Regions from separate parts of the Homo sapiens genome. Here region 1 is linked to region 2. Evidence: read pairs that join two places in POLR2A ChIA-PET (ENCODE). Cell type or tissue: PC-3. All regions are shown on one strand. Each heading gives the region's core, and the rest is flanking DNA. Links, peaks and the distances in the headings are about the cores only. Region 1 holds the start of LOC339298 (a long non-coding RNA gene). Region 2 has its middle 190 kb from the start of LINC01893.

Region 1 (2,820 bases), core at 93-2,592, 100 kb after region 2:
GGTGAGAACAAAGTTATAAATTCTACTAGGTGACTTCAAAGAAAGCCCTGTGTGTTAGTCGTGGTTCTCCAGAAAAACTGAACTGATAGTAGTGTGTGTGTGTGTGTGTGTGTGTGTGTGTGTGTGTGTGTATAGGATAATACATTGATCCTAACAAGGATCAATATAGGATCCTATTATTGATCCTAAATAAGGAATTGCTTTATGCAATTATGGAGACTATTGAATTCCACATCTGAAGAGTGGGCCAGTGGGCAGAGACCCAGGAGTGCGACGGTGCAGGTGGACCCAGCCATCTGCTGGGGAGTCCCCCTTGCTCGGAGAGGCCAGTCTTTTTGTTCCATTTAGACCTTCAGCTGATTAGATGAGGCCCACCACCCTTTGAAGGGCAATCTGCTTGACCCACAGTTCACTGATTTGAAGGTTAATCTCATCTAAAGGCATGCTCTAAATTGATACAGGAAATGAACCACTACATCCTGGTACAGGCAGGAAATCTCTGTTGCTGGGCCGAGTGGCCCAAACTGTTCCAGTCAGCCTGACCACCAGGAGATATGGAAATAAAGCCTCTCTGCTTTGGGGAGGAGGAGCTAAAAAGGGAGACTTTTCCCTCCCCAATTTTTCTCCTTTAAAGAACTGGAGGGGGACACTCACTTGGATCGCCTCACCAAAAAGTGAAAGAGGGGACTTCAAAGAGTCTATGGTGAAGCCTAGGGGCACATGTAAGACGGGAGACTCACATTCCACCTCCCTGCGGGGACCACGTTTGGCCACAAAGCTCACCACTGGCATTCCCGCAGGGCACAGGAAGAGAGGGTGTGCGGGTGCTTCGCCGTGGACGGTGCAGTCCACCCTCGTGATCCTCATTTCTAAGATAGAGAAGGAGAATCCCAGGGCAGAGGCTGCAGAGGCCAGATCCAAGCTCACCAGAGATGCGCCACGAGGAAAAGAAGGCCGCCTGCTCAGAAGATGGGTGCAAGGCCATCCCAGCAGGGACACAGAGGCTCTAGCAGAGCCGCGGGGCAGACCACCTGTGACGACGGAGTGGCTTACGGTTGCATCCCTTGTAAGCTGATTCTTGAGGACTTTCCTCTCCTGTGTGAGCCATCAGTCATGATCTGGAAAAGTGAAGGTGACCTAAGAAAGATGAGCTTCTCACCATGGCTGTGTGCTCTGGGGAAACCTCTCTCCGCTCTGCTTGTGTTAGTTTCACAGGGCCGCCATAGCAAAGTATCACAAATTGGGTGGCTTAAAACAAAAGAAGGTGGTTCTCTCACAGTCTTGGAGGCCAGAAAATGAGATCAAGGATTCGGCAGGGCCCGGCTCCCTCGAAGGCTGGAGGAGAGAAGCTGCCCCCTGCCTTTCTCTGAACATCCAGTGTCGCCAGCAGTCTTTGCTGCTCCTTGGCTTTCAGGATGTAACTCCAATCCCTGCCTCCATCTCCACATGGCTGTCTCCTTCCTGTGTGTGTCTGTACCCAAATGTTCCTCTTCTACTGAGGACATGGGCTACATTGTGTTAGAGTCCACTCGAACGACCGACCGCATCTTCGCTTTATTACATCTACAAAGACTCTATTTCCAAATAAGGTCACATGCACAGGTACAGGGGTTAGGACATCAACTTCTCTCTTGGAAGAACAGAATTCAACTGATACAACACTGGAGGGGTGAAAACAAGACAGAGAGAGAGAGAGAGAGAGAGAGAGAGATGAGGGGCCCGCACATGCCCTGCTCATCTCAAAACTTCTCGAGAAGCAAATCTAACTTGCAGGAACTTTGAGAAAGGCAGGAGAAGCAAAAAAGCAAAATGAGATTGTTTTCATAACTTAAAGAGGCTGAAAATGATGAAACTGGGCTGAGATGTGTTACAGGAGCCTACACAGCTAGAAGGATAGATTCGAGGTCATGCTTTGAGCAAAAGCCATTAAAATACATAAATAACATTGTATCACACTTTTGCCTCTCAAGTTGAGACTGCCTCTAAATTGACTAGCGTTACAAATATCCTAACAGAAAACTATCCCTAAAACCTAGAAAGCCATATTATGCTTTGGCAATCATCTGACCATGTACAACAAATGTAATGAAAACGGTAAACCTGAACCAAGGCAAACCCAACAGTTTAATTTAAAAACTTGAAGATACTAAGTATTCCCTTCAACTGGACATTCAGAAACTTCACGTGGCTACATTGTATTTCCCCCCACGAGTTGCTTCAGGGTTGTGAAATTCACTGGACTGTGGAGGGAGCCTTAAACCTTTGTGGGTGATTGACGTCTAAAGTACCTGAGCTTTTCTGGTTCTGCTGACCCTCAGTCTCCTGGACCCTAGGTAAGTGCCTGGGGGACTATACCCCTGATCAGTTGAACTCACTGTGGAATTGTTGCTTCTGAAAGTCCAAGGGTCCAAATTCTATGTCTTTAGAGAAGAATATTTTCTTACTTTGAGTCAATGACTATTTAATGTGCTTTCTAAATATTTGAAGAGAAATGTGTTTTGTAATATTTTTGTGTATTTCTGCATAATGAATAATCTCTTCCATTCTATTCCTAACTCATCAACTTGAAAAACACAGAAGAAGAATCAGACCCATCCTTCAGTCTCATCTCTAGAAGCCCAGAATAAAATGAAAAAGGTATGAACGAGAAGAGAGAAATCACTGTTGACAACACATTTTACCTAGCAGTCCAACATTGTTTATCAGCATAATAAAATGTGCCAATACTCACCAGCACTCTAAAGTATGCACTAATAATAAATAGAGATATAGGGCATAATATGACCAATGATGAGATATAAATTTATAGCTCCTGGGGGA
Region 2 (2,820 bases), core at 288-2,787:
TCTGGAGGCCAGAAGGCTGAGCTTAGGCTGTCAACTGGGAGGGTTCCTTCCAAAGGCTGTAAGGGAGAATCCGCCCCACGACTCTCACCCAGCTTCTGGTAGTTGCCAGCACTCTTGGGTGTCTCTTGGTTTGTGGGAAGATCATCCCAGTCCTTGCCTATACTTTCACGTGTGTTCTCCCTGTAGCATGCTCTGTCTCTCAACTGCCCCTTTATAGAAGTGCATCAGTCATGTTGGATTAGGGAGCCATCCAACTACAGTTTGACCTCATTTTAATTTAACTAACACCATCTGAAGTGATCCTATTTCCAAATATGGTCACGTTCTAAAGTACTGGTGGTTAGGATTTCAACATGTGTAGGGGCACCATTAAACCCGTAAAGAAACTCTCAGATTTGATCTGACTCTGATCCTCACGTTTTATGAATTTGCATTTTATAATTCCTTCTAGTTTTCAATCTAATACTTAGGTTCTTGTTTGGTTTTGGCTTTATTTTTCTGTAGAGACCTGGTGGCTATTACATTCTGCATTGATTTGGGAAGTAGACATCTGTTACTGGTAGACTAATTTACGAGTGCTTATATTCAAGTTTTTAAAGAACACATTTAAACCAATATTTGACTAATTATAGGAGTCAATCATAGACAAACATCTCATGTTTGTCTAAAATCATAAAACAATATTTTTATTCATCTTAGGAAAATGAGTTAGGCACTTTTATTATTTTCTCTTCTTTGTTAATTTTAGCTGATTTGTAAATCTTATCTCTCTTTTTATTTTTTAAAAAATAGATAATTTAATAAAATAATAGTGGAGACAATATATTTTAAACATATTTAAAATAATTGTTTTAACATTTAATAATATCTTGACAATTGTTGAGATACTTGTAGATTCACATGCAGTTCTAAGAAATATTACGAATAAATTATTTGTCTATTTTACCCAGTCTTCCCAATGGTAACATTTTGCAAAGTCATGGCATAATATCATAACTAGGATACTGACAATGTAACAGTTTCACTTGTACCCATTTGTGAGTGTGAATGAAGTTCTGTGTAGGACATCCATGCACCATCTCTGTCAAGACTGATCAGGTCCAAATCACAAGGACCACACGGGCCTCCATCTTGCTCTTTCGTAACTCCATCCACCTAACCTCTTCCAGCTCCTACTTCCCCAACATATCCTCCACTTATAAAATGCTGACATTACAAAAATGTTTTATAAATGGGATCATAGGATATGTTACTGTTATGGATTGACTTTTTTCACTCAACATAAATCCCTAGAGGTTCATCCAAGTTATACACACACACACACACACACACACACACACACATATATAATCACATATTTGCAAACTATATCTGACAAAGGACTAGCCATATTAACAATCGAGTCCCTTTATTGCAGAGTAGTATTTTATGTACAACAGTTTATTCAGGCATTCACCTGTTGAAGACCATCAGGGCAAATTCCAGTTTTTTACCACCACAAATAAAGATACTATAGACATTCCCATACGTATTTTTATGTTAACATAAGCTTTCATTTCTGTGGGATAGATGCCAGAGAGTACAATAGCTAGATCATATGGTAATTGCATGTTCAGTTTTACAAGCAACTGCCAAACTATATTTCAGAGTGGCTGTAACATTTTACATTCCCACCAGAAGTCAGTGACTCTGTTTCTCTGCATCCTCACCATCACCTGGTGTCACCATTTTTTATTTTAGCCATTTTGTTGAGTTTACCATAAAATCTCATTGTGGTTTTAACTTGCATCTTCCTGATAACTGATGATACTGAGCATCTTCTCATGTGTCTATTTGCATCCGTATATCCTAAAACATGAAATGCCACTTCATGGCTTTTGCCCATTTCCAATTGGATTACTTTTGTTTTTATGATGGATGGGGTTTTTTACTGTTCTGCATATATTCTAGTCCTTTGTCAGACATAGTTTGCAAATGTATAACAATATATATATTAGCAAAATCAAAATTAATGAAGCAAGAACTGATGGAACTAAATAAAAAATTGAAATATCCACAATCATGGGCAGAGATTTAATTATTTCTCTCTCTGTGCAGCTGAAGGATCAATATAAAATAACTTAAAAGGATATTTACAAATCTAAACATGACTATCAATCAACTTGACCTAACGGACATATGCAAATCCCCTGCAAACAACTCAGAATAAGCATCCTTTTCAAGTGCAGGTGCACAGATGTATGCTGAGCCAAAAAATAAGCTTAGTAACATTCAAAATATTTAACGCTGCAAAATATAATTTCTGACTTAAACAAAATCAAGCCATAGTTTAATAACAATGAGAAATCTAGAAAATTCAAAAATTATGAAAAAATAATAAATATACTTCTAATTAACCATTGGAACAAAGAAAAAACTCTACAGTAAATTTAAAAATCCTTCAAACTAAGCAATAAGGAAAAAAAGTAGATCAAAATTTGTGAGATGAAGCTAAAGTATTTCTTAGAGGGAAATGCATAGCTCTAAATGCCTGTATTAGAAAAGATGAATTTAATCATCTAAGTTCTCACCATGAAGGTAGAGCAGAATGAGAGTTATCAAAGGCTGGGAAGGGAGGGATGAAGAGAGGTTGATTAATGGGTACAAACCTACAGTTAGAGTGAAGGAATAAGTTCTAGTGTTTGATAGTACAATAGAAGGACTGGAGTTAATAATAATTTATTATATATTTCAAAATAACCAGGAGAGAAGATTTGAAATGTTCCCAACCCAAAGAAATAATCAACGTTTGAGGTGAGAGATATTCTAAATACCCTGATT

The links. Peaks named below come from ENCODE experiments on the same cell type or tissue, not always from the same donor. Only the 100,000 strongest peaks of a DNase experiment are listed, where the experiment ranks them.
Region 1: POLR2A ChIA-PET joins it to region 2 with 11 read pairs; 3 of 35 experiments call an interaction of 5 or more read pairs at or near these places.

The regions. Positions count from the first base shown.
Region 1 is chr18:76,121,367-76,124,186 of GRCh38, forward strand. LOC339298 (a long non-coding RNA gene) reads left to right here and starts at 1,632. Exons shown (of 6, transcript NR_040034.1): 1 at 1,632-2,333; 2 at 2,578-2,637. In PC-3, for the core only: no CTCF peak of the experiment used is centred there; no DNase peak of the experiment used is centred there; H3K27me3 peaks cover 2,006 bases.
Region 2 is chr18:76,017,200-76,020,019 of GRCh38, forward strand. No RefSeq gene overlaps it. Among named protein-coding and RNA genes, the nearest start is that of LINC01893, 190 kb to the right of the region's middle. In PC-3, for the core only: no CTCF peak of the experiment used is centred there; no DNase peak of the experiment used is centred there.